2 separate regions of the Mus musculus genome follow, and region 2 is linked to region 1. Evidence: chromatin loops called from intact Hi-C (ENCODE). Cell type or tissue: gastrocnemius. All regions are shown on one strand. Each heading gives the region's core, and the rest is flanking DNA. Links, peaks and the distances in the headings are about the cores only.

Region 1 (16,218 bases), core at 8,110-10,609:
TCTTTGTATTGGTTTTCTTCTGTTATTATCCTTTGAAGGGCTGGATTCGTGGAAAGATATTTTGTGAATCTGGTTTTGTTATGGAATACTTTGGTTTCTCCATCTATGGTAATTGAGAGTTTGGCTGCTTATAGCAACCTGGGCTGGCAGTTGTCTTCTCTTAGTGTCTGTATAACATATGTCCAGTATCTTCTAGCTTTCATAGTCTCTTGTGAAAAGTCTGCAGTAATTCTAATGGGCCTGCCTTTATATGTTACTTGATCTTTTTCCCTTGCTGCTTTTAATATTTTATCTTTATTTAGTGCATTTGTTATTTTGACTATTATGTGTCGGGAGGAATTTCTTTTCTGGTCCAGTCTATTTGGAGTTCTGTAGACTTCTGTATGTTCATGGACATCTCTTTTTTAGGTATGGAAAGTTTTCTTATATAATTTTGTTGAAGATATTTGCAGGCCTTTAAGTTGAAAATCTTCATTCTCATCTACTCCTGTTATCCATAGGTTTGGTCTTCTCATTGTATCCTGGATTTCCTGGATGTTTTGAGTTAGGACCTCTTGGATTTTACATTTTCTTTTATTGTTGTGTCCATGTTCCCTATGGAATATTCTGCACCTGAGATTCTCTCTTCCATATCCTGTATTCTATTGCTGATGCTCGCATCTACGGTTCCTGCTTTCTTTCCTAGGGTTTGTATCTCCAGAGTTGTCTCCCTTTGGGTTTTCTTTTTGTTTCTATTACCTTTTTAGATCCTGGATGGTTTTGTTCAATTCCATCTCCTGTTTAGTATTGTTTTCCTGTAACTCTCAAAGGCATTTTTGTGTTTCCTCCTTAAGGGCTTCTAGCTGTTTACCTGTGTTTTCCTGTATTTTCTAAATAAGTCCTCCATCATCATCATAAGAAGTGACTTTAGATCCATGTCTTGCTTTTCTGGTGTGATGGTGTATCCATGACTTGCTATGGTGGGAGAGTTTGGTTCTGATAATGCCAAGTAACCTTGGTTTCTGTTACTTCTGTTCTTAAGCTTGTGTCCTGCCATCTGATTATCTCAAGTATTTGCTGCACTCAATATATCTGATTGGAGCCTGTCGTTCCTATAATCCCGGTTGATTCAGGACTCCTAAGAGTCCAGCTTTCTTTGTGATCCTTTGCTTGTGGGCTCCTGTGAATCTGAGATTCTGGGTGTGTCAGAGTTTTTGGCAGTCAAGCTTCCTCTGAGACCTTGAAATACTGGTGTGACCAAGCTCCTTTTATCCTAGGATCCTGTTGTCAAAGATCCTGGGCATGTTACAGTGCCTGGAGGTAGTGTTTCCTTTGAGTAGCGTGGAGCTGTCTGGTCAGTAGTCCTAAGTTAGTGTGGACAGTCCTATAGGAATCGTGGGGGTGTCTGCCAACTCTGCACACAAAGTGACCAGGCACTGGCGCCAACTGGAAGGGACTTGTAACTCTGATCAGGTGGGTTTTCTGGGTCCCTAATGCTGTCTCAGGTCCCGTGCGCGATGGATTGCAACAGAAGTTGTGTTCCACACACCAATGGTCCTAAGATCATGTGGAGAGTCCTCTAGGGACCTTAGGGGTGTCTGCCAACTCTGAGCCCAAGGTGACCCTGTGCTGGCACTGACTGAAAGGGACCATCTGGTATAATTCTAATAGCCCTGCCTCTATATGTTACTTGACCTTTTTCCCTTACTGCTTTCAACATTGTATCTTTATTTAGTGTGTTTGTTGTTCTGATTATTATGTGTCAGGAGATACTTTTCTGGTCCTGTCTATTTGGAGTTCTATAGGTCCCTTGTATGTTCATGGGCATCTCTTTTTGGTTGGGGAAATTTTCTTCTATAATTTTGTTGAAGATATTTACTGGTGATTTGAGTTGAAATTCTCCATTCTCATCTATATCTATTATCTGTAGGTTTGGTCTTCTCTTTGCATCTCGGATTTCCTGCATGTTTTGGGTTAGGATTATTTTGCATTTTCTTTGATAGTTGTATCCATGTTCTCTATGGAATCTTCTGCACCTGGGTCTCTCCCGTCCATCTCTTGTATTGTTGTGATGCTTGCATCTAAGGTTCCTTATTTCTTTCCTTGGGTTTCTATCTACAAAGTTGTCTACCTTTGGGTTTTCTTTATTATTTCTACTTCCATTTTTAGGTCTTAGATGGATTTGTTCAATTCTATCACCTCTTTGGTTGTCTTTTCTTGTAATTCTTTATGGGATTTTTGTCTTTCCCCTTTAAGGTCTTCTACCTGTGTAGCAGTGATTTCCTATAATTCCTTGAGGGATTTTTTTGTGCTTCCTATTTAAGCGCTTCTACCTGTTAACCGGTGTTCTCCTGAATTTCTTTAAGTGAGTTATTAATGCACTTCTGAACATCCTATACCAGCATCATGAGATAAGATTTTAGATTCAAATCTTGCTTTTCAGGTATGTTGGCGTATTCAAGACTCACTGTGGTGGGCGTACTGGGTTCTGATGATGCCCAGCGGTCCTGCTTTCTGTTAGTAAGATTCTTTCATTTGCCTTTCGCCATCTGGTAGTCTCTGGTGTTAGATGTTCTACCTGTCTCTGGTTGGAGCTTGTTCCTCCTGTGATTCTTCAACCCCTGTCAGCATTCCTGGGAGACTAACTCTCTCCTGTGTCTCAGTGGTCAGAACACTCTCTGCAGACAAGCTCTCCTCTTACAGAGAAGGTGCACAGAAGTCTGGAGCTCAGATCCACCTCCTGATTCCTGAGGTCAGAGCCCTCCCCAGAGGCCGATTCTCCTCTGGCAGTGAAGGTGTCCAGGAGTCTGGGTGCCAGCTCTGTCTTCAGGCTGAGGATGAAGGCCTGAAGGGACCCTGTCCAAGAAACTTGGTTGCTTCTGCTGCCCATGTACTCTTCTGCATAAACTGGTTTCAGTGATCCCAAAATTCTGGGTGTGCTAGGCCCTGCCTATGTCCTTTGACCCTGTTTTTGCTAGCACAAGACCCTCTGGATTTTTTGGAACTGATGTTGCGTTCCACTCACCAGTGATCTCAAGGAACTGGGTTTGCTAGTGTGCCAGCCGTGTGGGGAGTCCTCTGGGGACCTTAGGGCCTTCCACAGAGACCGCCTCAAACACTCTTAAACAATTACTGCTGTCTCATTTATCCCTAAAAGCAATTAAACAAATCTCATCGATTTCTCTCTATTCTTTTTTCTCATTGTAGCTCTGGGCAGCCTTTACTATCGACCTCTGTCTCTTCTTTCTGAGCAGCCTGTCTGTCTGTACTGCACCTCCAAGATCAAACTATTTGAGACAGACAGAAATCTTTGAGAAGGGCCCATGGTAAATCCAGACCAACAAAGATGTCCGGATCAGCTTGGAGGATTTTGGTGAGTCCCAGCACATTCCACGAACCCAAGAATTATGCAAACCAATTCAGCTCAACTTTTGTTTTAATTGTGAACTTGCACAACTTGGTGAGGAACTAGATGGCTCAGCAAAACCAGCAACTCCACTAAGAATCCAATTTTCCCCATCCCTTAATTTCACATCTTAGCATTGGTTTTTCATTCGAGAATCTCCAGTAAGTTTTGAAAACTGTGTTTCAGCCTATAGGTGTGATGCCTTCTGTAGACTCAGTTGTTACTCTGCTCTACTATAGGATGCCACCTGTGTAAGTTCCTAGCTCAGCTTGCAAATGCTTTGGAGTCTGAAATGAAAGACAAACAGCTTTATTTAATAAGCCAAATCAGCTCATTGGATGGGACACTCCTAATCATCCACATTGCTAATTGGCTCCTCTATGGCACTCCTGAATTACTAAAATCTATAGCCCATCTCTGCTTCCCCAGAACCAATCAGAAGAGGGAACACTGGAACTACTCTTCCACAGCTCTTATGTGGCTGGTATTCTGTCTTTCCCAGCTCTCAAGCCAGCATCCAATTCCTTTACTGGCATGGAGATCCTCTTTGTTCCCCTTGTCATGAATCCAAAAATTCTGCCTGTGTCTTCTCCCTAGCCATTGGCTGCTGGCACTTTTGTTTCCCAGTTATAATCAGCTTGGAGCAGGGAATCTGTGTCTCAAATGCAAGATTATCGTGAAATTTGGGAACAATTTAACACGAGTAGCATGAGAACCAATACACAATTGGGAATAAGCAGAAAAACAAGGCAAATCCAAACACCAGGCCTTAAGTACTGCCTTTTTGTTATTACCCTGCATTTACTCATATGGTGAAACTAAGTTCAAGTTTCCAGGCATCAGGTATTGTGGAGATCCAACCTAACTTTACTCATATTTTGTTCTTGAAAACATAATGACTGTAACAATGCTTTTCGCTTTTCATAGTGTGCTTCTCAAAACATAACACCTGTTCTTTACCACCAAAGAACAAACGTAAATGATTGTTTAAACTATAATACCTATATTCTATAACAGTTGGTACAGTAAACTACATAAGCCCCTGTCCCTAAATCCTGATTGGTGTGAAAATGAAGCTGAAAGAAAGATGAAATTTCAAGACCTGTAAGTCATATAAAGTACTCAGAAATTGCTGGTTGTTTGTAAGCCTAGAGGCTGCCTGGGGATGAGTACAAAGAAAAACAAACCCGGGCATTCTTGGGAACAGCTTGACCAAAAAGATAAAGAGCAATATGAGGACATAACAGGGCTATCTGAACTGAGTCAACAACTCACAGAAGCCTGACCTGCACGTATTCTTTTGCTGATGTTTGAATAAGCCGATAGTGTGTCACTATGCTGAGTTCCCCACCCCTAAGCCCTTTACCCATAAAAACCCCTAGCTTTCAAGCGGCAGGGTCCAATCCAGTGTCTCCTGTGTGAGATTCATTTTGACAGGGAGCTCTGTCATTAAACACCTCGTGTGTTTACAGCAAGAAGGATTCTTGTGTTTCTTTGGGTGCACTCTCTCTCCCTAGACTAGAGTGGGGGTCCCCGAAAGGGGGTCTTACAAAGCTATAATTTTGAAGGAATGTTTCTGCCTTTCCCTCCCTTTTTTTTTTTATAAATGTTTCTTTCTTTTATTGTTTACTTTTTTTTTTTTTTTTTTTTTTACAATCCAGACCTTCTACCCCTTATCTTATTCAGAGTTTCTATTCCTGCACAAACATCAAGACCAGGAAGCAAGTTGGGGAGGAAAGATTTTATTCAGCTTATACTTTCATACTGCTGTTCATCACCATGGAAGTCAGGACAGGAACTCAAGCAGGTCAAGAAGCAGGAGCTTAAGTAGAGGCCATGGAGGGATGTTTCTTTACTGGCTTGCTTCCCCTGGCTAGCTCAGCCTGCTCTCTTATAGAACCCAAGAATACCAGCCCAGAGATGGTCCCACCCACAAGCGGCCTTTCCCCCTTGATCACTAATTGAGAAAATGCACCCCCCCCCAATAAAAGGAAAGAGCCAGGTGTGGGGGCACACACCTTTAATCCCAGCACTCAGGAAGCAGAGGCAGGTGGATTTCTGAGTTTGAGGTAAGCCTGGACTACAAAGTGAGTTCCAGGATAGCCAGGGCTACACAGAAAAACCCTGTCTCAAAAAACCAAAGGGGGGGAGGGGGGAAGAAAGAGAGAAAATGCCTTACAGCTGGATCTCATGGAGACATTTCCCCAACTGAAGCTGCTTTCTTTGTGATAACTCCAGTTTGTGTCAAGTTGACACAAACTTGTCAGTACAATTGACCCCATGTCAACTTGACACACAAACATATCACTAGTAAGCCTCAAACCTTAGTTTCTTGTTCATCCCCAAGATCTAAACAACTTTAAATGTCCCATAGTCTTTACATATTAAAAGTTCAATCCTTTTAAAATATTCAATATCCTTTTAAATCCAAAGTCTTTTACAATTAAAAGTCTCTTAACTGTGGAATCTACTAAAATAATTTCTTCCTTCAAGAGAGAAAAATATGAGGGCACAGTCACAATCAAAAGCAAAAATTAAACTCCAACTGTCCAACGTCTGGGATCCAACTCACGATCTTCTGGGCTCCTCCAAGGGCTTGGGTCACTTCTCCAGCCCTGTCCTTTGTAGCACACAGCTTGTCCTCTAGGCTCCAGATGCCTGTACTTTACTGCTGCTGCTGTTTTTGGTCATTCATGGTCCTGGCTTCTCCAAACACTGCATGACACCACAGTCCTGGGTCATCAATTGCATCTGAGGCTGCACCTTCACCAATGGCCTTCCATGGCCTCTCATAGTGCTGAGCCTCAGCTGCTCTGTCTGATACCTTTATGCCAGCAAAACCAGTACCACCTGGGTAACTCTTAAACGTTACCAAGTCCAGCCATAGCACAAGGTAAACCTTGGCTATCTCTGGAACACAGCCTCTGTGCTCTCAGAAAACACTTCCCAGAAGATGTCACCCCAATGATGCTGGTCTCTTCTTAATTACTGCTAATTTCTTAGCTCCAGCTAACCAGCATCAATAGTCCCAGTAATGCCAAGTTTTCACTCTAGTAGTTCTGGTATCTTGTTAATCACAGCTGATTCTTCAGCCCTAGCTAGTCAGAACTACAGAATCTTCACAATCCAAAATAGCAATGGCCCTGAAAAGAGTCTTTAGTTTTCCCTCTGAAATTTCACAAGCCAGGCCTCCATCTTCTGCACTGTTCTCAACATTATCTTCCAAGCTCCTACACAACATCCCACAGAGTTCTTAAAACTGAATGTGTCTTTTGGCCCAAAGTTCCAAAGTCCTTCCACAGTCCTCCCAAAACATGGTCAGGTTGTCACAGGAATACCCACTCCTCATACCAATTTGTCTTAGTCAGGGTTTCTATTCCTTCACAAACATGATGAGCAAGAAGCAGAGGGGAGGAAAGGGTTTCTTCAGCTTACACTTTCCAAATTGCTGTTGATCACCAAAGTATGTCAGGACTGTAACTCAAGCAATACAGTAAGAAACACCCCTGTATCCTCTTGAATTCTTTGTATGATTATTTTCATGATGATGAATTAGAAATGTTTAAAGGCTTATTCATATTTAATGCATTCATAGGGTCTCTCTTTCATAATGATGAAGATTTGAGAATCTGAAAAGGTTTCACCATATTATATTCCTAAATTTCTTGGCAGTATGGATTGTTTCATTGTGAAGACTCTAGAAATATTCAAAAAGCTTCACCATATTAACTACTCTCACAGGATTTTGTCTACATTATGATTTCTTTTGTGTCTTTGAATATGATTGACAAGTGAAGGCAATACCACATGGCTTGCAGACATAGGGTTTCTCACTTCTATGTCTTCTTTTATGTATTTGAAGATTGTAATGTACAAGGTTTGTACCTTTAATAACTTTCATAGGGTTTCTCTCAAGTGTGTCTTCTTTTATTTACTTAGAGACTACTGTGTCTTATAAAACATTTACCACATTGCTTATATTCATAGGGTTTCTATCCAGTGTGTATACTTTTGTGTTAGGAGATGACTCTTTATAACTGCTTTACCTAATTAGTGATATTCAGAGGATTTTTCTCCACTACATGTTCTTTATGGATTTGAAGATGATTGTGATGTAGAAGGGTTTCAGGACATTGCCGATATTCATAGGGTTTCTCTCCAGTACGTGTTTCCTTATATATTTTGAGGCCACTGCTTTGTGAAAAAAGGTGTAAAAGCACATTGCTAACATTCAAAAATCTCTCTCCTATATGTATTCTTTTATGATTTTGTTGATGACTACTTTTTGAAAAAGTTTAACCACATTGGTTAAAGTCAAAGCATTTCTCTCAAGTATATATTCTTTTATGTATGTAAAGACTATTGGTTTTTGAAAAAGCTTTACCATGTTGGTTACATTTAAAAGGTTCCTCTCTGGTATGTGTTCATTTACATACGTGGAGATCAATGCTTGCTTCAAAGGCTTTATAACATTAGATGCCTTCATAGACTTTCTCTTCTGTATGATCTTTTGCCTTTGGAGGTCACTCCTTCCTGCAAAGGCTTTACCACATTGGTTAAATACATAGGGTTTTTCAGCTGTATGTATTCGATGATATTCAAAACCACTGCTTCCTGCAAAGGGTTTACTACCTTGGTTCCATTCATGGGGTGTTTCTCCTGTATGTGTTCTTTTATGACATTGGAGACCACTGCTTCCTGCAAAGGCTTAACCACACTAGTTACATTCATAGAATCTCTCTCCTGTACGTGTTCGCTTATATATCTGGAGAGTACTGCTTTCTGCAAAGCTTTACCACATTGTTTACATTCATAGGGTTTATCTCCTGTATGTGTTCGCTTATGAATTTGAAGGTCAACACTTCTTATAAAAGCTTTACCACATTGCTTACATTCACAGGGTTTCTTTCATGTATGTATTCGCTTATGTATTAGAAGGTCACCACTTCTTTTAAAAGCTTTACCACATTGGTTACATTCATAGGGTTTCTCTCCTGTATGTGTTCGCTTATGTATTTGGAGAGTACTGCTATGTGCAAAGGCTTTACCACATTGTTTACATTCATAGGGTTTCTCTCCTGTATGTGTTTGTTCATGTATTCGGAGAGCAATGCATTGTACAAGGGCTTTACCACATTGGTTAAATTCAAAGGGTTTCTCTCCTGTATGTGTTCGCTTATGTATTTGGAGTTCTCTCTCCCCTTTTTACAAAAGCTTTATCACATTGTTTACATTCATAGGGTTTCTCTCCTCTATGTGTTTGCTTATGGATTTGGAGAGTACTGCTATGTGCAAAGGCTTTACCACATTGGTTACATTCATAGGGTTTCTCTCCTCTATGTGTTCGCTTATGGATTTGGAGTTCTCTCTCCCCTTTTTACAAAAGCTTTATCACATTGGTTACATTCATAGGGTTTCTCTCCTCTATGTGTTCGCTTATGGATTTGGAGAGTACTGCTATGTGCAAAGGCTTTATCACATTGTTTACATTCATAGGGTTTCTCTCCTGTATGTGTTCGTTTAAGTCTTTAGAGGATACTCCTTGTTCCAAAGTCTTTACCACATTGGTTACAGTCATAGTGTTTCTCTCCATTGTGTATTCTTTCATGCCTTTGACTATGACTCTGACATGCAAAGGCTTTACCACATTGAATAAACTCAGAGTGTTGCTCTGCTGAACAACTTCTTTCATGCCTGCAAATACAATTGGCACACGTGAAATTGTTCTCGCATTGATTATACTGATGAGTCTTTTTATCTGTATGAATTCTTTTAAAAATTGGCTTCATTCGAAAGAGCAATCTAATGTTAATGTAATATGCCTTTGTTTGCATTCAAAGGTGTTCTCCTCATTATGGATTGTTTTACATCTTTGAGGAAACATGAAATGGGAACAGTATTGATTATCTGGCTCACATTTATAGCATACTTTTTGTATAAAAGGTTATTCACATATTTGAAAAAAAAAAGGAAGAACTCAAAGTCTTTGCACACTGATTGCATTCACAAATATTGTTATCATGAGAGTAACACCACATTTGGAACATGAACAAATGCAAACAGAATATAATTTCTACTACCCTAATTCTCATTATGATTTTCAGCAGTTTGAGTTGGTAAATGTCCCCAATAATGTTGGGAAACTAAGTACTTATAAACTTACAGCACATTTAGAATGTCACTCAAAGTATGTTATACTGCATATCCCCTTGTTGTTCTGAAAAAGTGAAAGGTATGTGGCATCTTTCAATACCCCTATGCTCACAATGTCTGTATCCATAGTTACGTATGGCAACCATATTAAAAGAGAATAACAAGTGTAAAGGTTCCATATTACATTCACACACGTGACGTTTTTCCTCATAGAGATGTAGTATAGCGATTAAGGTTTTTCCACCAAACCATTTTTGAATCTTATGAACTGTCCATCTCACTAAATTTAGCAATGATATTACAAGTATATCATTGAGCTCAGATATACTATGGATTATTTGCTTATTACTAGGTTTTAGACATATACTTGTCACCTAATCACTGTGTGTTCCTTTTGCAATAGCTAAGCGATATGAGACTGAAGACACTCGCACTTGTACAGCATGGCTCTACTAGGCTTGATTTAAACAGTAACATATCTGTTAAGCCATTATTTCTCTGTCTTTGAACTAATGGAAAGTCTTGCAAACAATAATTACATATCTGCCATAGACATATATGATTTTATGAAATTCAATAAACTTCCATAACTGAAAGCAGTGCTTATTGTACCCTATTGGTTTTCTTTACTACTTGTAGCACACGTTAAACTTTCTTCATAGGCATTTTCTCCTCAGCTTGCAGAGGAAAATTACCTTCCATGACTTCTAGAAGTTTGGAAATGGTCTTCAATTGTATGTTCTTCCCAAATGTAACCTAAACCCAGTACCAGAGAAAGTATGTTACATTATTGGCAATTAGGCAACATTTAAGTTACTAACTCCATTGAACTTTAAAACCATGAGTGATTTATTCACCATATTATTCCTCATTCTCAATTAAAATTACAAAAACAAAAAACAATAACAAAGAAACAAAGAATACATGTTATAAAGTAAATTAAAAAATCCAATATTACCTATAGCTGTGAGATTCCTATAAGTCTCTACAATCACACTTTTGTAGAGACTCTTCTGAGAAGCATCCAGCAAAACCTACTCTTCCTGAGTGAAGTTCACATGCATGTCATCATAGGTGACTAAATCCTGTAGGATTTGATAAGAGTGCACAAAACAAAATATACAGACAAGAGTATAAGGTTTATTTCAAAATGAATATTCGCTGACTGCCCTGCCCACACACATAGTACTTTTTATCCAGTCTTTTACAGTTGGACAACAAAAACTTAAGTAAATAAATGATCTCTGGGAACCTGATGCCTTAGTTTTAAGATGTTCTGTATGGAACCATGTAGAATGCTGGTAGACCTTCCACATTTTTGTTATTGAGATCAAATATGCAAGAGTTCCCTTAAAACTGCAGTTTCCTCTCACCTATCCATGTCACAAAAGACCATTTCCATCTCCCCTTCCCTTCTTGCCACATGTCCCCTTCCCTTCTTAGCCCCCAAGTATGGACAGACACCCCCTTCTCAACCATAGCCAATTCTCCCAAAGGCCAAGCAGTCTGTCTAAAGAACAAGCCCACTATCAGTTTTCCTAGACATAATTCTCATAGTAGCCCACAGAACTGCCGCACAATATCAGGGAAAGCTTCCTCTGCCCATTTCCATGTGACCAATTTTCAACTTTTCTTCAATAACTAAGGCAACTACACCAGGAACAATGTGAACTTGACTAACATTACCTGTGCTAGTATGTGTATAGAAATAAAATAAAATCATATTTCCTGACTCCAATAAAAATAACTCAAAGTCACCCCTAAACTGTTATAAATCTGACCCTACAGTTACTACTGATCTGTCTTCCAAACAGAGAGGCCCCATGCTCCAGAGTTCTCTCTGTCATTGTAGATGATCAGAAAGTTGAGCTACTGTTCTATAGCTGTTCATGACCCTTTGTACTTTCAGGCTAAACCAGGCCCTGGGAGCCCATATACAAAACAATGCTGAATGATAACTTAATGTCTGCTTCCTGCCATATGCATTATGCTCCAATCTGTCCTATCCACCCACCCAGCACCATCAATACCTGAGAAACTTCTTCATGTCAGAAGCTCCTTTTGTAACCAAGAATTGAAGTTCTGTGAATCATGCCATTTTGACAATAGGTAACAGAAAGGTAAAAGGAATCTAAGCAAATATTTCTGAAGGACGATCGTGATCAGCTCTTTACTACTACCTTCTAAACTATTTATAAAACTAGTCACACAAAACTGAATACAGAAGGGTCATGAATTCTAGAAATCAAACCATTACTTTTCCAATGTTGTCCTATGGCACACCAAAGGCAATGCCTGTATATGCACACTGCAGAGTGACATTTAAGTTCCATACCTTGCCACTCTCAGGGCTACCGAGCCACCCCCACCCCTGTAAATCCACAGTCAGGAAGAGTCAAAGGACAAGGGCCTCTGTTATGATCACCACATGGACCAACAGAACCACACTCTGACCCACAGTCCATTTAGAACCAGCAGATCGGACTCAAATAGCTCTGCAGACTTGCTTCTCCTGTACTGTCAATGGAGATTACTATAATAACCAGGGGATGGTTTGTGGTCTTCCAGGCAGCTTATAACACATGCATCTGAGGAGAATCCTGTAGAGAATCTGCAAGCTACCTTCCCCTAGTGTTCCTGATTGTTAGTCCTGCCCATAGTCCCTCATTAGCATGGAAAAGTCAGCTGGGCTTCAGGGCAGCAGCAGCTCCTTCACTATGGGATCACAGAGCAAAAGATTTAGATAGCTAAAACCTCCCAAACTCTGCAGTTACACCCTACAAGCAGACAGAGCCCCAGTCCGGCATATTTACATTTAAAAGAACGTTCTAGTCCCACAAACCAAGTAATTTCCATTTTAAAGGCCCAGGGTCCTTTCTTTGTATATTCAATTATGCATGCAATACACACTACAGTCATCTATACTACTTACTGGGGAAGTCCTGCAGCCAACCTGCAGTCAAATTCATATATTAACAAAAATTTCAAAGTGAAAGTGGGTTTGAATTTTAAAACTAAAAGCAGCCATTGGGCCAGAAAAAGGTAGAAAAAGAAGATTTTTAAAAAAAAAAGACATCACTGCTCCTAGGTATGTTGGAGTAGAAAGTATATTATACACAAAGTGAGAACATAGCCAGACCCATTTGTACCTGGGAAAATATAGACATGACCTTGGACCTTGTGAAGAGAGGAAGGAGGGCAGAAGCAAGAGCCAGGTCAGGAGGATTAATGATAGATGGAAAGGCCAGTTCCCAAATGATTGGATTGCATACAGAATGGCAGCTGGGAGATTGGCTGTCCTATTCCTGGGGTAGATGGTGAGGTATGCCAGCAATATGCTGTAACAGGCAGGGCCTGTGATCTCATTTGTCATTGCTCTAATCTGGGAAATGCCACAAGATGGCCAGTATGGAATTTTACTGATTGTGCAAAATTGATTACTTGACTCCTCATGGTGAATGTCAACCAAAGCATAAAGGCCTCACCTACCTTATTCCTCCTCCTCTTCGGTGCTGCAAGTAGACCAGCTTCAAAGTTGGTCAGTGAACTCAACCTTATACCTGTCCCTCTTTATTTGTAATCCCCTAATTTGTAACCCTGTAAACCAGGGAGGTTAGACAGCACTCATTCCCTGGTGTCTTTTGTCTCACTGATCAGTCAGAACCCAGCCTGAAAGCAGTTGTAGGAATGTTTTACAAGCCCTGGGCAGCAGAGGCTGGATTTAGTAGTTCAAAGCAAGTCTTAACTACATGGCATAAAGAAAGTAGGAGCTACAGGAGATGTTTCTCTAAACAGACAGATATGAAATCTCTTTAAAAACAGGAATGAAATTCTTAATTTTGGGGCAATATTGGAGAACAGAAACACTTAAGAGATCACCCATGGATAGTGAAAATGAAATTTAAAATCTAATACCAAAAATGAACTTTTTAAAAAGAAAAAAAATAAATGAAAAAATATATTACTGTACTGATTTGAAAAAGATCATGCCCTTCCTGGTAGAAGGAATGGCAATAATAAGATAGTGTTTGACCTTGCCCCTATGATCTTTGTTAACTACTAAGATCTATAATGTGACACACACAGCTACAGTTAATGGCATGTATTTATATTTCTGAGATCACTTAAATATGTCACCAAGGTTAGCACATGTCTCATAATACAGATCATAAAATGGGAATTCATCACTCACTGGCTCAAGCTAACCTGCCCAAAATTAACACCCACCAATCTAGTTTTACTAATAACCATTCTCTGTTGTAAACTTCTCTCTCAATTTATGATTTGATTTTTTGTGTGAACTTGTAGTGTACTCTGTAACATGTGATCAGGTATTCTGAAAGATTTATAAGTACAGAGGACAAGGAGATATGGAAAAGAGAAAGAAGTGTTTTTGCCCTTCCCCACTTAGGATCTTTTCGCTTTTCCTCTTAGATAGCTTTCATAGGTAACTTTTGACAACTTAGTAAAAACTCCATAACCACTTCTTTGAGTGTCCCATTTTCTTCCTGTGACTTCTGACCTGCAGGCTAAAAGTTAAAGACCAGCAGTTCCTTCTGAGATAGAGCAAAGGCCACACTGCTTAATCCTCTGCTGTTAGGCTACAGGTGTTAATCAACGAAGCCATCAGTCTTCTACCCTCAGAAAGAGTAAGGAAGGTTTTAGGCTCAGGTTCTCAAAGCAAGGCTTAACTACATGGCATAAGGAAAGCCTGAGCTACCGATGTTGCTGTAAACAGAAAGATATGTAATCTCTTTAAAAATAGGAATTAAATTATTGATTTCTGGGAAATATTGGAGAATAGGAAGAAGTAAGAGGTCAGAGCAACTATACATAAAGAATATAAAATTTTAAAAAATAATACCAAATATTGGCTTTTTAAAAAGATATATATAATTGAAAAATATGTCACTATACTGATTTGAAAAAGATCAGGCCTATCTTGGTAGAAGGAAAGGCATTTATGAGATAGTGTTTGACCTTGTCCCTAAGTGCTTTGTTAACTAGTAAGATCTATAATCTAACACACACAGCTACAGAGAATGGCATGTGTTTTACATTTCTGAGCTCAATTAAATATGTCAACAAGGATTGCACAAATCTACATAATACAGATCCTAAAATGGGAATTCATTACCCACTGGCTCAAGCTAACCTGATCAAATAAAACACCCTTCAATCTAGGTTTACTAAATTACATCCATACATGGATACAGTCTGTGAAGTTACAAAATCATTCACACTGCCCTAACCAGGACCTTCTCCATAACAGTGACCCCTGCAGCACACTCCCTTTCACTTTGGTCTGTGACCTAGCTCTTGTCTGCACTGTTTTACCTGACAGTGTACACAGTAAGCTGTTCCTCTGGTTCTCATCCTGCCAAGTGTATTTCCACACACAAGCCCCTGCCACAAAGGTTTGTCCAGATGCAGTCTTATAATAAAGTTACTCAGAGGCCACAGCTGGGACCAAAAGGAGAGAGTAGGTCCACAAAGGACCTCATAGATGTCCCCATCTGTCTGGCTGATGCTGACAATCCAGCCTCTGGGAAGAGATATTACACAAGCATCCTTTGCTAAGATGCTTGCTCCTCCTCTTTGTGGGAGATGACATTGCACTTACCACGTCTGAAGTTCTAAGTTTGCCTGAGCTAACCTCACAGCAACCAGCAAAAATAATAAGTACCGATTCCACAGAAACACTGAGATCAGCTGAGTTACACAGAGGAACATGCAGGCTTAGTACCTGGAAGAGTCACCTCCTCTTCTGACTGGCAGCTCCATGTGGAGGCTCTAATTCGCTATTGAGTCTTGAGTGAAGTGAACACCAGGCTTAGGGTTAGAGTGTACTGTAGAGATGCAGCCAAGTGGTTCCAGTCTGGGCCAATCCTTTTCCAGATCTGCAGATTTGCAGTTCAGTAGCACCAGTGTGTCTCATCCAATAGTCTATTCTCTCGCTAGCCCTTGGGAGAGGCTAAGATTCCTGATCCTTGCTGCCTAAGTGCCTGCCTCTCCCCTTTCTGGGCAGTGCCCCTGGGTACACTGCTTTGAAAGTTTGGAGCTTGCCTGAGCTCCAATTCCAGCGCTCAGGAGGCAATTCCCCTTCTTCCTCCTCGAATCAAGGTGGATAACTTACATTCCCCATCAATCAGCTGAAATTGGAGTTACCAAACTGTCCACAGGTGGTCAGTGCCCGAATATTAGTAACTAAAGAGAGATTTTAGGATATAAGATTTTGTTTTGTGGCTTCAGGCTGGGTTCAGGTAAACTGCAAGTACTTTCCATCCAATGGCTATGAGACAAGGCTCAGAGCAATGCAGAACACATGTCAGACACTGTGGAGCACTCTTGTTAATCAGCACATTGTCCTCAGTGGGTTGGTAAAACAAACATAACAACAACAAACCCACACCTCTATTGGTAAAATATATATCACTGTACTGATTTGAAAAAGATCAGGCCTATCTTAGTAGAAGGAATGATATTAATAAGATAGTGTTTGACCTTGCCCCATGTGCTTTGTTAACTACTGAGATCTATAATGTGACACACACAGCTATAGCTAATGGCATGTGTTTTCCATTTCTGATATATTATATCTATATAGTACAGATCCTAAAAGAGAAATTCATTATCACTGGCTCAAGCTAACCTGCACAAATTAAGCACCCAACAATCTA
Region 2 (16,218 bases), core at 8,888-11,387, 310 kb after region 1:
GATGATGTGATGGTATCAAGAGCCTGTGACAATAGTTCACACATATCCAAAGTCAAGGGCAGAGAGTGCTCAGAGCATGTGTGCTAATGCAAAACTCACTTTCTTCATTCTTTTTTTTGTTTTGTTTTTTTTGTTTTTAATTTACTTTTATTAGGTATTTTCCTCCTTTACATTTCCAATGCTATCCCAAAAGTCCCCCACACTCACCCCCCACCCCCAATCTCCTACCCTCCCACTCCCCCTTTTTGGCCCTGGCGTTCCCTGTACTGGGGCATATAAAGTTTGTAAGTCCAAAGGGTCTCTCTTTCCAGTGATGGCTGATTAGGCCATCTTTTGATACATATGCAGCTAGAGACAAGAGCTCCGGGGTACTGGTTAGTTCATATTGTTGTTCCACCTATAGGGTTGCAGTTCCCCTTAGCTCCTTGGGTACTTTCTCTAGCTCTTCCATTGGGGGCCATGTGACCCATCCACTAGCTGACTGTGACCATCCACTTCTGTGTTTGCTAGGCCCCGGCATAGTCTCACAAGACACAGCTATATCTAGGTACTTTCAGCAAAATCTTGCTAGTGTATGCAATGGTGTCAGCCTTTGGAAGCTGATTATGGGATGGATCCCTGGATATGGAAATCACTAGATGGTCCATCCTTTCGTCACAACTCCAAATTTTGTCTCTGTAATTCCTTCCATGGGTGTTTTGTTCCCATTTCTAGGAAGGGGCAAAGTGTCCACACTTTGGTCTTCATTTTTCTTGAGTTTCATGAGTTTAATAAATTGTATCTTATATCTTGTGTATCCAAAGTTTCTGGGCTAATATCCACTTATCAGTGAGTACATATTGTGCAAGTTCCTTTGTGATTGGGTTACCTCACTCAGGATGATACCCTCCTGGTTCATTTATTTGCCTAGGAATTTCATAAATTCATTTTTTTAATAGCTGAGTAGTATTCCATTGTGTAAATGTACCACATTTTCTGTATCCATTCCTCTGTTGAGGGGCATCTGGGTTCTTTCCAGCTTCTGGCTATTATAAATAAGGCTGCTATGAACATAGTGGAGCATGTGTCCTTCTTACCGGTTGGGACATCTTCTGGATATATGCCCAGAAGAGGTATTGCTGGATCCTCCGGTAGTACTATGTCCAATTTTCTGAGGAACCACCAGACTGATTTCCAGAGTGGTTGTACAAGCTTGCAATTCCACCAACAATGGAGGAGTGTTCCTCTTTCTCCACATCCTCGCCAGCATCTGCTGTCACCTGAATTTTTGATCTTAGCCATTCTGACTGGTGTGAGGTGGAATCTCAGGGTTGTTTTGATTTGCATTTCCCTGATGATTAAGGATGTTGAACATTTTTTCAGGTGCTTCTCTGCCATTCGGTATTCCTCAGGTGAGAATTCTTTGTTCAGCTCAGAGCCCCATTTTTTAATGGGGTTATTCGATTTTCTGGAGCCCACCTTCTTGAGTTCTTTATATATATTGGATATTTGTCCCCTATCCGATTTGGGATATGTAAAGATCCTTTCCCAATCTGATGGTGGTCTTTTTGTCTTATTGACGGTGTCTTTTGCTTTGCAGAAGCTTTGCAATTTTATGAGGTCCCATTTATCGATTCTTGATCTTACAACACAAGCCATTGCTGTTCTATTCAGGAATTTTTTTCCCTGTGCCCCTATCTTGAAGACTTTTCCCTACTTTCTCCTCTATAAGTTTCAGTGTCTCTGGTTTTATGTGAAGTCCCTTGATCCACTTAGATTTGACCTTAGTACAAGGAGATAGGAATAGATCGATTCGAATTCTTCTACATGATAACAACCAGTTGTGCCAGCACCATTTGTTGAAAATGTTGTCTTTTTTCCACTGGATGGTTTTAGCTCCCTTGTCAAAGATCAAGTGACCATAGGTGTGTGGGTTCATTTCTGGGTCTTCAATTCTATTCCATTGGTCTACTTGTCTGTCACTATACCAGTACCATGTTTTTATCACAATTGCTCTGTAGTACAGCTTTAGGTCAGGCATGGTGATTCCACCAGAGGTTCTTTTATCCTTGAGAAGAGTTTTTGCTATCCTGGGTTTTTTGTTATTCCAGATGAATTTGCAGATTGCTCTTCCTAATTCGTTGAAGAATTGAGTTGGAATTTTGATGGGGATTACATTGAATCTGTTGATTGCTTTTGGCAAGATAGCCATTTTTACTACATTGATCCTGCCAATCCAAGAGCATGGGAGATCTTTCCGTCTTCTGAGATCTTCTTTAATTTCTTTCTTCAGAGACTTGAACTTCTTATCATACAGATCTTTCACTTCCTTAGTTAGAGTCACACCAAGGTATTTTATATTATTTGTGACTATTGAGAAGGGTGTTGTTTCCCTAACTTCTTTCTCAGCCTGTTTATTCTTTGTGTAGAGAAAGGCCATTGACTTGTTTGAGTTAATTTTATATCCAGCTACTTCACTTAAGCTGTTTATCAGGCTTAGGAGTTCTCTGGTGGAATTTTTAGGGTCACTTATATATAATATCACATCATCTGCAAAGAGTGATATTTTGACTTCTTCCTTTCCAATTTGTAGCCCCTTGATCTCCTTTTGTTGTCTAATTGCTCTGGCTAGGACTTCAAGTACAATGTTGAATAGGTAGGGAGAGAGTGGACAGCCTTGTCTAGTCCCTGATTTTAGTGGGATTGCTTCCAGCTTCTCACCATTTACTTTGATGTTGGCTACTGGTTTGCTGTAGATTGCTTTTATCATGGTTAGGTATGGGCCTTGAATTCCTGATCTTTCCAAGTCTTTTATCATGAATGGGTGTTGGAATTTGTCAAATGCTTTCTCTGCATCTAACAAGATAATCATGTGGTTTTTGTCTTTGAGTTTGTTTATATACTGGATTACGTTGATGGATTTCCGTATATTGAACCATCCCTGCATCCCTGGGATGAAACCTACTTGGTCAGGATGGATGATTGTTTTGATGTATTCCTGGATTCGGTTAGCAAGAACTTTATTGAGGATTTTTGCATCGTTATTCATAAGGGAAATTGGTCTGAAGTTCTCTATCTTTGTTGGGTCTTTTTGTGGTTTAGGTATCAGAGTAATTGTGGCTTCATAGAATGAGTTGAGTAGAGTACCTTCTGTTTCTATTTTGTGGAACAGTTTGTGAAGAACTGAGATTAGATCTTCTTTGAAGGTCTTATAGAACTCTGCACTAAATCCATCTGGTTCTGGGCTTTTTTTGGTTGGGAGACTATTAATGACTGCTTCTATTTCTTTAGGGGATATAGGACCGTTTAGATCATTAACCTGATCTTGATTTAGCTTTGGTACCTGGTATCTGTCTAGAAACTTGTCCATTTCATCCAGGTTTTCCAGTTTTGTTGAGTATAGCCTTTTGTAGAAGGATCTGATGGTGTTTTGGATTTCTTCAGGATCTGTTGTTATGTTTCCCTTTTCATTTCTGATTTTGCTAATTAGGATGCTTTCCCTGTGCCCTCTAGTGAGTCTGGCTAAGGGTTTATCTATCTTGTTGATTTTCTCAAAGAACCAGCTCCTTGATTGGTTGATTCTTTGAATAGTTCTTCTTGTTTCCACTTGGTTGATTTCACCCCGAGTTTGATTATTTCCTGCCTTCTACTGCTCTTGGTTGAATTTGCTTCCTTTTGTTCTAGAGCTTTTAGGTGTGTTGTCAAGCTGCTAATGTGTGCTCTCTCTAGTTTCTTTTTGGAGGCACTCAGAGCTATGAGTTTTCCTCTTAGGAATGCTTTCATTGTGTCCCATAAGTTTGGGTATGTTGTGGTTTCATTTTCATTAAACTCCAAAAAGTCCTTAATTTCTTTCTTTATTCCTTCCTTGACCGAGGTGTCATTGAGAAGAGTGTTGTTCAGTTTCCATGTGAATGTTGGCTTTCTATTATTTATTTTGTTATTGAAGAACAGCCTTAGTCCATGGTGATCTGATAGGATGCATGGGACGATTTCAATATTTTTGTATATGTTGAGGCCTGTTTTGTGACCAATTATGTGGTCAATTAAGGAGAAGGTCCCGTGAGGTGCTGAGAAGAAGGTATATCCTTTTGTTTTAGGATAAAATGTTCTGTAGATATCTGTTAAGTCCATTTGTTTCATAACTTCTGTTAGTTTCACTGTGTCCCTGTTTAGTTTCTGTTTCCCTGATCTGTCTATTGGTGAAAGTGGTGTGTTGAAGTCTCCCACTATTATTGTGTGAGGTGCAATGTGTGCTTTGAGCTTTACTAAAGTTTCTTTCATGAATGTGGCTGCCCTTGTATTTGGAGCATAGATATTCAGAATTGAGAGTTCCTCTTGGAAGATTTTACCTTTGATGAGTATGAAGTGCCCCTCCTTGTCTTTTTTGATAACTTTGGGTTGGAAGTCGATTTTGTTAGATATAAGAATGGCTACTCCTGCTTGTTTCTTCACACTATTTGCTTGGAAAATTGTTTTCCAGCCTTTTACTCTGAGGTAGTGTCTGTCTTTTTCCCTGAGATGAGTTTCCTGTAGGCAGCAAAATGTTGGGTCTTGTTTATATAGCCAGTTTGTTAGTCTATATCTTTTTATTGGGGAGTTGAGTCAATTGATATTCAGAGATATTAAGGAAAAGTAGTTGTTGCTTCTCGTTATTTTTGTTGTTAAAATTGGCATTTTGTTCTTGTGGCTGTCTTCTTTTAGGTTTGTTGAAGGATTATCTTCTTGCTTTTTCTAGGGCGTGGTTTCTGTCCTTGTATTGTTTTTTTTCTGTTATTATCCTTTGAAGGGCTGGATTTGTGGAAACATAATGTGTGAATTTGGTTTTGTCGTGGAATACTTTGGTTTCTCCATCTATGGTAATTGAGAGTTTGGCCGGGTATAGTAGCCTGGGCTGGAATTTGTGTTCTCTTAGTGTCTGTATAACATCTGTCCAGGCTCTTCTGGCTTTCATAGTCTCTGGTGAGAAGTCTGGTGTAATTCTGATAGGCCTGCCTTTATATGTTACTTGACCTTTTTCCCTTACTGCTTTTAGTATTCTATCTTTATTTAGTGCATTTGTTGTTCTGATTATTATGTGTCGGGAGGAATTTCTTTTCTGGTCCAGTCTATTTGGAGTTCTGTAGGCTTCTTGTATGTTCATGGGCATCTCTTTCTTTAAATTTGGGAAGTTTTCTTCTATAATTTTGTTGAAGATGTTTGCTGGTCCTTTGAGTTGAAAATCTTCATTCTCATCCACTCCTATTATTCATAGGTTTGGTCTTCGCATTGTGTAGTGAATTTCCTGGGTGTTTTGAGTTAGGATCTTTTTGCATTTTCCATTTTCTTTGATTGTTGTGCCGATGTTCTCTATGGAGTCTCCTGCACCTGAGAGTCTCTCTTCCATCTCTTGTATTATATTGCTGATGCTCACATCTATGTTCTATTCAGGAATTTTTCTCCATATCTTCAAGGCTTTTCCCTACTTTCTCCTAGATAAGTTTCAGTGTCTCTGGTTTTATGTGGAGTTCCTTTATCCACTTAGTTTTTACCTTAGTACAAGGAGATGAGAATGAATCAATTCTCATTCTTCTACATGATAACTGCCAGTTGTGCCAACACCATTTGATGAAAATGCTGTCTTTTTTCCACTGGATGGTTTTAGCTCCCTTGACAAAGATCAAGTGACCATAGGTGTGTGGGTTCATCTCTGGGTCTTCAATTCTATTCCATTGGTCTACTTGACTGTCGCTATACCAATACCATGCAGTTTTCATCACAATTGCTCTGTAGTACACCTTTAGGTCAGGCATGGTGATTCCACTAGAGATTCTTTTATCATTGAGAAGAATATTTCCTATCCTAGGTTTTTTTTGTTAATACAGATGAATTTGCAAATTGCCCTTTCTAATTCGATGAAGAATTGAGTTGGAATTTTTATAGCAATTGCATTGAATCTAAAGATTGCTTTTGGCAAGATAGCCATTTTCACTATATTGATCCTGCCAATCCATGTGCATCAGAGATCTTTCCATCTTCTGAGATTTTCTTTGATTTCTTTCTTCAGACACTTGAGGTTCTAATCATACAGATCTTTCACTTCCTTAGTTAGTGTCACACCAAGGTATTTTATATTATTTGTGACTATTGTGAAGGGTACTGTTTCCCTAATTTCTTTTTTTTTTAATATTTATTTATTTATTATATGTAAGTACACTGTAGCTGTCCTCAGACACTCCAGAAGAGGGAGTCAGATCTTGTTATGGATGGTGGTGAGCCACCATGTGGTTGCTGGGATTTGAACTCCTGACCTTCAGAAGAGCAGTCGGGTGCTCTTACCCACTGAGCCATCTCACCAGCCCCCTAATTTCTTTCTCAGCCTGTTTATCCTTTCTGTAGAGAAAGGCCATTGATTTGTTTGAGTTAATTTTATATGCAGCTAGTTCACTGAAGCTGTTTATCAGGTTTAGGAGTTCTCTGGTGGAATTTTTAGGGTCACTAATATATACTATCATATCATCTGCAAATAGTGATATTTTGACTTCTTCCTTACAAATTTGTATCCGCTTGACCTCCTTTTGTTGTCTAATTGTTCTGGCTAGGACTTTGAGTACTATATTGAATAGAAAGGGAGAAAGTGGGCAGCCTTGTCTAGTCCCTGATTTTAGTGGGATTGCTTCCAGCTTCTCTCCATTTACTTGGATGTTGCCTTCTGGTTTGCTGTAGATTACTTTTATTATGTTTAGATATGGGCCTTGAATTCCTGATCTTTCCAAGTCTTTTATCATGAATGGGTGTTAGATTTTGTCAAATGCTTTTTCAGCATCTAACGAGATGATCATGTGGTTTTTGTCTTTGAGTTTGTTTATATACTGGATTATGTTGATGGATTTCCATATATTGAACCATCCCTGCATCCTTGGGATGAAACCTACTTGGTCAGGATGGATGATTGTTTTGATGTGTTCCTGGATTCGGTTAGCAAGAACTTTATTGAGGATTTTTGCATCGTTATTCATAAGGGAAATTGGTCTGAAGTTCTCTATCTTTGTTGGGTCTTTTTGTGGTTTAGGTATCAGAGTAATTGTGACTTCATAGAATGAATTGGGTAGGGTACCTTCTGTTTCTATTTTGTGGAATAGTTTGAGAAGAACTGGAATTAGGTCTTCTTTGAAGGTCTGATAGAACTCTGCATTAAACCCATCTGGTCCTGGGCTTTTTTTGGTTGGGAGACTATTAATGACTGCTTCCTTTTCTTTAGGTGATATAGGACTGTTTAGGTTATTATTTTGATCCTGATTAAACTTTGGTACCTTGTATCTGTCTAGAATTTGTCCATTCCATCCAGGTTTTCCAGTTTTATTGAGTATAGTCTTTTGCAGTATGATCTGATGGTCTTTTTTATTTCCTCAGGATCTGTTGTTATGTCTCCCTTTTCATTTCTGATTTTGTTAATTAGGATACTGTCCTTGTTCCCTCTAGTGAGTTTGACTAAGGGTTCATCTATCTTGATGATTTCCTCAAAGAACCACCTCCTTGATTGGTTGATTCTTTGTATAGTTCTCTTCCTTTCCACTTGATTTATTTCAGCTGTGAGTTTGATTATTTCCTGCCATCTTCTCCTCATGGGTGAGTTTGCTTTTTTTTTGTTCTGGAGCTTTTAATTGTGCTTCAAGCTGCTAGTGTGTGCTCTCTCTGGTTTCTTTTTGGAGGCACTCAGACCTTTGAGTTTTCCTCTTAGAGCTGCTTTCATTGTGTCTCATAAGTTTGGGTATGTTGTGGTTTCATTTTCATTAAACTCTAAAAAGTCTTTAATTTCTTAATTCATTTCTTCCTTGACCAGGGTATCATTGGGGAGAGTGTTGTTCAGTTTCCAGGTTAATGTTGGCTTTCTATTATTTATGTTGTTATTGAAGATCAGCCTTATAGTTCATGGTGATCTGATAGGATGCATGGGACAATTTGAATATTTTTGTATCTGTTGAGGCCTGCCTGTTTTGTGGCCAATTACATGGTCGATTTTGGAGAAGGTACCATGAGGTGCTGAGAAATATTATCCTTTTGTTTTAGGATAAAATGTTCTGTAGATATCTGTTAAATCCATTTGTTTCATAACTTCTGTTAGTTTCACTGTGTCCCTGTTTAGTTTCTGTTTCCATGATCTGCCCATTGATGAAAGTGGGCTGTTGAAGTCTCCCACTATTATTGTGTGAGGTGCAATGTGTGCTTTGAGCTTTACTAAAGTTTCTTTAATGAATGTGGCTTCCCTTGCATTTGGAGGATAGATATTCAGAATTGAGAGTTCCTCTTGGAATATTTTACCTTTGATGAGTATAAAGTACCCCTCCTTGTCTTTTTTGATAACTTTGGGTTGGAAGTTGATTTTGTTAGATATTAGAATGGCTACTCCAGCTTGTTTCTTCGGACAGTTTGCTTGGAAAATTGTTTTCCAGCCTTTCACTCTGGGGTAGTGTCTTTTTCCTGAGGTGGGTTTCCTGTAAGCAACAAAATGTAGCCAGTCTGTTAGTCTATGTCTTTTTATTGGGAATTGAGTCCATTGATATTAAGAGATATTAAGGAAAAGTTATTGTTGCTATTATTTTTGTTGTTAGAGTTGGCATTCTGTTCTTGTGGCTGTCTCCTTTTAGGTTTGTTGAAGGGTTACTTTCTTGCTTTTTCTAGGGCATATATTCCGTCCTTGTATTGATTTTCTTCTGTTATTATTCTTTGAAGGGCTGGATTCGTGCAAGGATATTTTGTGAATCTGGTTTTGTTATGGAATACTTTTGCTTTCTCCATCTATGGTAATTGAGAGTTTGGCTGGTTATAGTAACCTGGGCTGGCAGTTGTCTTCTCTTAGTGTCCGTATAACATCTGACCAGGATCTTCTAGCTTTCATAGTCTCTGGTGAAAAGTCTGCAGTAATTCTAATGGGCCTGCCTTTATATGTTACGTGATCTTTTTCCATTGCTGCTTTTAATATTTTGTCTTTATTTAGTGCATTTGTTATTTTGACTACTATGTGTCGGGAGGAATTTCAATTCTGTTCCAGTCTATTTGGAGTTCTGTAGGCTTCTTGTATGTTCATGGACATCTCTTTTTTAAGTATGGAAAGTTTTCTTCTATAATTTTGTTGAAGATATTTGCTGGCCTTTAAGTTGAAAATCTTCATTCTCGACAACTTCTGTTATCTATAGGTTTGGTCATCTCATTGTATCCTGGATTTCCTGGATGTTTTGAGTTAGGATCCTTTTGCATTTTGCATTTTCTTTTATTGTTGTGTCCATGTTCCCTATGGAATATTCTGCACCTGAGATTCTCTCTTCTATATCCTGTATTCTATTGCTGATGCTCACTCACATCTACGGTTCCTGATTTCTTTCCTAGGGTTTCTATCTCCAGAGTTGTCTCCCTTTAGGTTTTCTTTTGTTTCTATTACCTTTTTAGATCCTGGATGGTTTTGTTCAATTCCATCTCCTGTTTGGTATTGTTTTCCTGTAACTCTCTAAGGCATTTTTTGTTTCCTCCTTAAGGGTTTCTAGCTGTTCACCAGCGTTTTCCTGTATTTCCTAATTAAAATCCTCCATCATCATCATAAGAAGTGACTTTAGACCCATGTCTTGCTTTTCTGGTGTGATGGTGTATCCAGGACTTGCTATGGTGGGAGAGTTTGGTTCCGATGATGCCAAGTAACCTTGGTTTCTGTTGCTTCTGTTCTTAAGTTTTCGTCCTGCCCTCTGATTATCTCAAGTATTTGCTGCCCTCAATATATCTGATTGGAGCCTGTCGTTCCTACAATCCCAGTTGATTCAGGACCCCTAGAGTCCAGCTTTCTCTGTGATCCTTTGCTTGTGGGCTCCCGTGAATCTGAGATTCTGAGTGTGTCAGGGATTTTGGCAGTCAAGCTTCCTCTGAGACCCTGAAATACTGGTGTGACCAAGCTCCTTTTATCCTAGGATCCTATTGTCAAAGATCCTGGGCATGTTACAGTGCCTGGAGGTAGTGTTTCCTTTGAGGAGCGTGGAGCTCTCTGGTCCTAAGTTAGTGTAGACAGTCCTCTAGGGACCGTGGGGGTGTCCGCCAACTCTGCACACAAAGTGACCAGGTACTGGCACCAACTGGAAGGGACTTGTAACTCTGGTCAGGCGGGTTTTCTGGGTCCCTAATGCTGTCACAGGTCCCGTGCCCGATGGATTGGAACAGAAGTTGTGTTCCACACACCAATGGTCCTAAGATCACGTCCTCTAGGGACCTTAGGGGTGTTCGCCAAGGTGACCCTGTGCTGGCACCGACTGGAAGGGACCATCTGGTGTAATTCTAATAGCCCTGCCTCTATATGTTACCTGACCTTTTTCCCTTACTGTTTTCAATATTGTATCTTTATTTAGTGTGTTTGTTGTTCTGATTATTATGTGTCAGGAGATACTTTTCTGGTCCTGTCTATTTGGAGTTCTATAGGTCCCTTGTATGTTCATGGCATCTCTTTTTGGTTGGGGAAATTTTCTTCTGTAATTTTGGTGAAGATATTTACTGGTGCTTTGAGTTGAAATTCTCCATTCTCATCTATACCTATTATCTGTAGGTTTGGTCTTCTCTTTACATCTCAGATTTCCTGCATGTTTTGGGTTAGGATTATTTTGCATTTTGCATTTTCTTTGATTGTTGTATCCATGTTCTCTATGGAATCTTCTGTACCTGGGTCTCTCCCTTCCATCTCTTCTATTGTTGTGATGCTTGCATCTAATGTTCCTTATTTCTTTCCTAGGGTTTCTATCTACAGAGTTGTCTCCCTTTGGGTTTTCTTTATTATTTCTATTTCCATTTTTAGATCTTGGATGGATTTGTTCAATTCTATCACCTCTTTGGTTGTATTTTCTTGTAATTCTTTATGGGATTTTTATCTTTCCTCTTTAAGGTCTTCTACCTGTGTAGCAGTGATTTCCTATAATTCCTTGAGGGACTTTTTGTGCTTCCTTTTTAAGCGCTTCTACCTGTTTACTGGTGATCTCCTGAATTTCTTTAAGTGAGTTATTAATGCACTTCTGAACATCCTATACCAGCATCATGAGATAAGATTTTAGATTCGAATCTTGCTTTTCAGGTGTGTTGGCGTATTCAAGACTCGCTGTGGTGGGCATACTGGTTCTGATGAGGCTCAGTGGTCCTGCTTTCTGTTAGTAAGATTCTTTCATTTGCCTTTCGCCATCTGGTAGTCTCTGGTGTTAGATGTTCTACCTGTCTCTGGTTGGAGCTTGTTCCTCCTGTGATTCTTTAACCCCTGTCAGCATTCCTGGGAGACTAACTCTCTCCTGTGTCCCAGTGGTCAGAACAGTCTCTGCAGGCAAGCTATCCTCTTGCAGAGAAGGTGCACAGAAGTCTGGAGCTCAGATCCACCTCCTGATTCCTGAGGTCAGAGCCCTCCCCAGAGGCCGATTCTCCTCTGGCAGTGAAGGTGTCCATGCTGCGTGCCAGCTCTGTCTTCTGGCTGAGGATGAAGGCCTGAAGGGAACCTGTCCAAGAAACTTGGTTGCTTCTGCTGCCCATGTACTCTTCTGCATAAACTGGTTTCAGTGATCCCAAAATTCTGGGTGTGCTAGGGCCTGCCTATGTCCTTTGACCCTGTTTTTGCTAGCACAAGACCCTCTGGATTTTTTGGAACTGATGTTGCGTTCCACTCACCAGTGATCTCAAGGAACTGGGTGTGCTAGTGTGCCAGCCGTGTGGGGAGTCCTCTGGGGATCTTAAGGCCCTCCACAGAGACTGCCTCAAACACTCTTAAACAATTACTGCTGTCTCATTTATCCCTAAAAGCAATTCAACAAATCTCATCGATTTCTCTCTATTCTTTTTTCTGATTATAGCTCTGGGCAGCCTCTACTATCGATCTCTGTCTCTTCTTTCTGAGCAGCCTGTCTGTCTGTACTGCACCTCCAAGCTCAAACCATCTGGGACAGACAGAAATCTTTGAGAAGGGCCCATGGCAAATCCAGACCAACAAGGATGTCCGGATCAACTTGGAGGATTTTGGTGAGTCCCAGCACATTCCACGAACCCAAGAATTATGCAAACCAATTCAGCTCAACTTTTGTTTTAGTTGTGAACTTGCACAACTTGGTAAGGAACCAGTTGGCTCAGCAAAACCAGCAACTCCGCTAAGAATCCAATTTTCCCCATCCCTTAATTTCACATCTTAACATTGGTTTTTCATTTGAGAATCTTCAGTAAGTTTTGAATACTGCGTTTCAGCCTATAGGTGTGATGCCTTCTGTAGACTTAGTTGTTACTCTGCTCTACTATAGGATGCCACCTGTTTAAGTTCCTAGCTCAGCTTGCAAATGCTTTGGAGTCTGAAATGAAAGACAAACAGCTTTATTTAATATGCCAAATCAGCTCATTGGATAGGACACTCCCAATCATCCACATTGCTAATGGCTCCTCTATGGCACTCCTGAATTACTAAAATCTATAGCCCATCTCTGCTTCCCCAGAACCAATCAGAAGAGGGAACACTGTGACTACTCTTCCACAGCTCTTATGTGGCTGGTATTCTGTCTTTCCCAGCTCTCAAGCCGGCATCCAATTCCTTTACTGGCATGGAGAACCTCTTTGTTCCCCTTGTCATGAATCCAAAAATTCTGCCTGTGTCTCCTCTCTAGCCATTGGCTGCTGGCACTTTTGTTTTCCAGTTATAATCAGCTTGGAGGAGGGAATCTCAGTGTCTCATATGCAAGATTATCGTGAAATTTGGGAAGAATTTAACACGAGTAGCATGAGAACCAATACACAATTGGGAATAAGCAGAAAAACAAGGCAAATCCAAACACCAGGCCCTAAGTACTGCCTTTTTGTTATTACCCTCCATTTACTCATATGGTGAAACTAAGTTCAAGTTTCCAGGCATCAGGTATTGTGGAGATCCAACCTAACTTTACTCATATTTTGTTCTTGAAAACATAATGACTGTCTCTAACAAAGCTTTCTGCTTTTCATAGTGTGCTTCTCAAAACATAACACCTGTTCTTTACCACCAAAGAACAAATCCAAATGATTATTTAAACTATAATACCTATATTCTATAACAGTTGATACAGTAAACTACATAAGCCCCTGTCCCTAAATCCTGATTGGTGTGAAAATGAATCTAAAAGAAAGATGAAATTTCAAGACCTGTAAGTCATATAAAGTACTCAGAAATTGCTGGTTGTTTGTAAGCCTAGAGGCTGCCTGGGTCTGAGTACAAAGAAAAACAAACCCGGGCATTCCTGGGAACAGTTTGACCAAAAAGATAAAGAGCAATATGAGGACATAACAGGGCTATCTGAACTGAGTCAACAACTCACAGAACCCTGACCTGCACGTATTCTTTTGCTGATGTTTGAATAAGCCGATAGTGTGTCACTATGCTGAGTTCCCCACCCCTAAGCCCTTTACCCATAAAAACCCCTAGCTTTCAAGCGGCAGGGTCCAATCCAGTGTCTCCTGTGTGAGATTCATTTTGACAGGGAGCTCTGTCATTAAACACCTCGTGTGTTTACAGCAAGAAGGATTCTTGTGTTTCTTTGGGTGCACTCTCTCTCCCTAGACTAGAGTGGGGGTCCCCGAAAGGGGGTCTTACAAAGCTATAATTTTGAAGGAATGTTTCTGCCTTTCCCTCCCTTTTTTTTTTTTATAAATGTTTCTTTCTTTTATTGTTTACTTTTTTTTTTTTTTTTTTTTTTTTTTTTTTTTACAATCCAGACCTTCTACCCCTTATCTTATTCAGAGTTTCTATTCCTGCACAAACATCAAGACCAGGAAGCAAGTTGGGGAGGAAAGAATTTATTCAGCTTATACTTTCATACTGCTGTTCATCACCATGGAAGTCAGGACAGGAACTCAAGCAGGTCAAGAAGCAGGAGCTTAAGTAGAGGCCATGGAGGGATGTTTCTTTACTGGCTTGCTTCCCCTGGCTTGCTCAGCCTGCTCTCTTATAGAACCCAAGAATACCAGCCCAGAGATGGTCCCACCCACAAGCGGCCTTTCCCCCTTGATCACTAATTGAGAAAATGCACCCCCCCAATAAAAGGAAAGAGCCAGGTGTGGGGGCACACACCTTTAATCCCAGCACTCAGGAAGCAGAGGCAGGTGGATTTCTGAGTTTGAGGTAAGCCTGGACTACAAAGTGAGTTCCAGGATAGCCAGGGCTACACAGAAAAACCCTGTCTCAAAAAACCAAAGGGGGGGAGGGGGGAAGTAAGAGAGAAAATGCCTTACAGCTGGATCTCATGGAGGCATTTCCCCAACTGAAGCTGCTTTCTTTGTGATAACTCCAGTTTGTGTCAAGTTGACACAAACTTGTCAGTACAATTGACCCCATGTCAACTTGACACACAAACATATCACTAGTAAGCCTCAAACCTTAGTTTCTTATTCATCCCCAAGATCTAAACAACTTTAAATGTCCCATAGTCTTTACATATTAAAAGTTCAATCCTTTTAAAATATTCAATATCCTTTAAAATCCAAACTCTTTTACAATTAAAAGTCTCTTAACTGTGGAATCCACTAAAATAATTTCTTCCTTCAAGAGAGAAAAATATGAGGGCACAGTCACAAAAAAAAAACAAAAATTAAACTCCAACTGTCCAACGTCTGGGATCCAACTCACGATCTTCTGGGCTCCTCCAAGGGCTTGGGTCACTTCTCCAGCCCTGTCCTTTGTAGCACACAGCTTGTCCTCTAGGCTCCAGATGCCTGTACTTTACTGTTGCTGCTGTTTTTGGTCATTCATGGTCCTGGCTTCTCCAAACACTGCATGACACCACAGTCCTGGGTCATCAATTGCATCTGAGGCTGCACCTTCACCAATGGCCTTACATGGCCTCTCATAGTGCTGAGCCTCAGCTGCTCTGTCTGATACCTTTATGCCAGCAAAACCAGTACCACCTGGGTAACTCTTACACGTTACCAAGTCCAGCCATAGCACAAGGTAAACCTTGGCTATCTCTGGAACACAGCCTCTGTGCTCTCAGAAAACACTTCCCAGAAGATGTCACCCCAATGATGCTGGTCTCTTCTTAATTACTGCTAATTTCTTAGCTCCAGCTAACCAGCATCAATAGTCCCAGTAATGCCAAGTTTTCACTCTAGTAGTTCTGGTATCTTGTTAATCACAGCTGATTCTTCAGCCCTAGCTAGTCAGAACTACAGAATCTTCACAATCCAAAATAGCAATGGCCCTGAAAAGAGTCTTTAGTTTTCCCTCTGAAATTTCACAAGCCAGGCCTCCATCTTCTGCACTGTTCTCAACATTATCTTCCAAGCTCCTACACAACATCCCACAGAGTTCTTAAAACTGAATGTGTCTTTTGGCCCAAAGTTCCAAAGTCCTTCCACAGTCCTCCCAAAACATGGTCAGGTTGTCACAGGAATACCCACTTCTCATACCAATTTGTCTTAGTCAGGGTTTCTATTCCTTCACAAACATGATGAGCAAGAAGCAGAGGGGAGGAAAGGGTTTCTTCAGCTTACACTTTCCAAATTGCTGTTGATCACCAAAGGATGTCAGGACTGTAACTCAAGAAATACAGTAAGAAACACCCCTGTATCCTCTTGAATTCTTTGTATGATTATTTTCATGATGAATTAGAAATGTTTAAAGGCTTACCCATATTTAATGCATTCATAGGGTCTCTCTTTCATAATGATGAAGATTTGAGAATCTGAAAAGGTTTCACCATATTATATTCCTAAATTTCTTGGCAGTATGGATTGTTTCATTGTGAAGACTCTAGAAATATTCAAAAAGCTTCACCATATTAACTACTCTCACAGGATTTTGTCTACATTATGATTTCTTTTGTGTCTTTGAATATGATTGACAAGTGAAGGCAATACCACATGGCTTGCAGACATAGGGTTTCTCACTTCTATGTCTTCTTTTATGTATTTGAAGATTGTAATGTACAAGGTTTGTACCTTTAATAACTTTCATAGGGTTTCTCTCAAGTGTGTCTTCTTTTATTTACTTAGAGACTACTGTGTCTTATAAAACATTTACCACATTGCTTATATTCATAGGGTTTCTATCCAGTGTGTATACTTTTGTGTTAGGAGATGACTCTTTATAACTGCTTTACCTAATTAGTGATATTCAGAGGATTTTTCTCCACTACATGTTCTTTATGTATTTGAAGATGATTGTGATGTAGAAGGGTTTCAGGACATTGCCGATATTCATAGGGTTTCTCTCCAGTACGTGTTTCCTTATATATTTTGAGGCCA

Evidence for each region. Hi-C counts contacts between places; a loop is a spot of excess contacts. Peaks named below come from ENCODE experiments on the same cell type or tissue, not always from the same donor. Only the 100,000 strongest peaks of a DNase experiment are listed, where the experiment ranks them.
Region 2: it touches region 1 in a loop (9-fold over the local background); 7 of 42 quality-filtered maps call a loop at or near these places.

The regions. Positions count from the first base shown.
Region 1 is chr2:177,218,341-177,234,558 of GRCm38, forward strand. It overlaps the pseudogene Gm14400. Among named protein-coding and RNA genes, the nearest start is that of Gm14410, 20 kb to the left of the region's middle. In gastrocnemius, for the core only: no CTCF peak of the experiment used is centred there; no DNase peak of the experiment used is centred there.
Region 2 is chr2:177,525,942-177,542,159 of GRCm38, forward strand. No RefSeq gene overlaps it. Among named protein-coding and RNA genes, the nearest start is that of Gm14403, 36 kb to the left of the region's middle. In gastrocnemius, for the core only: no CTCF peak of the experiment used is centred there; a DNase peak (open chromatin) is centred at 10,132.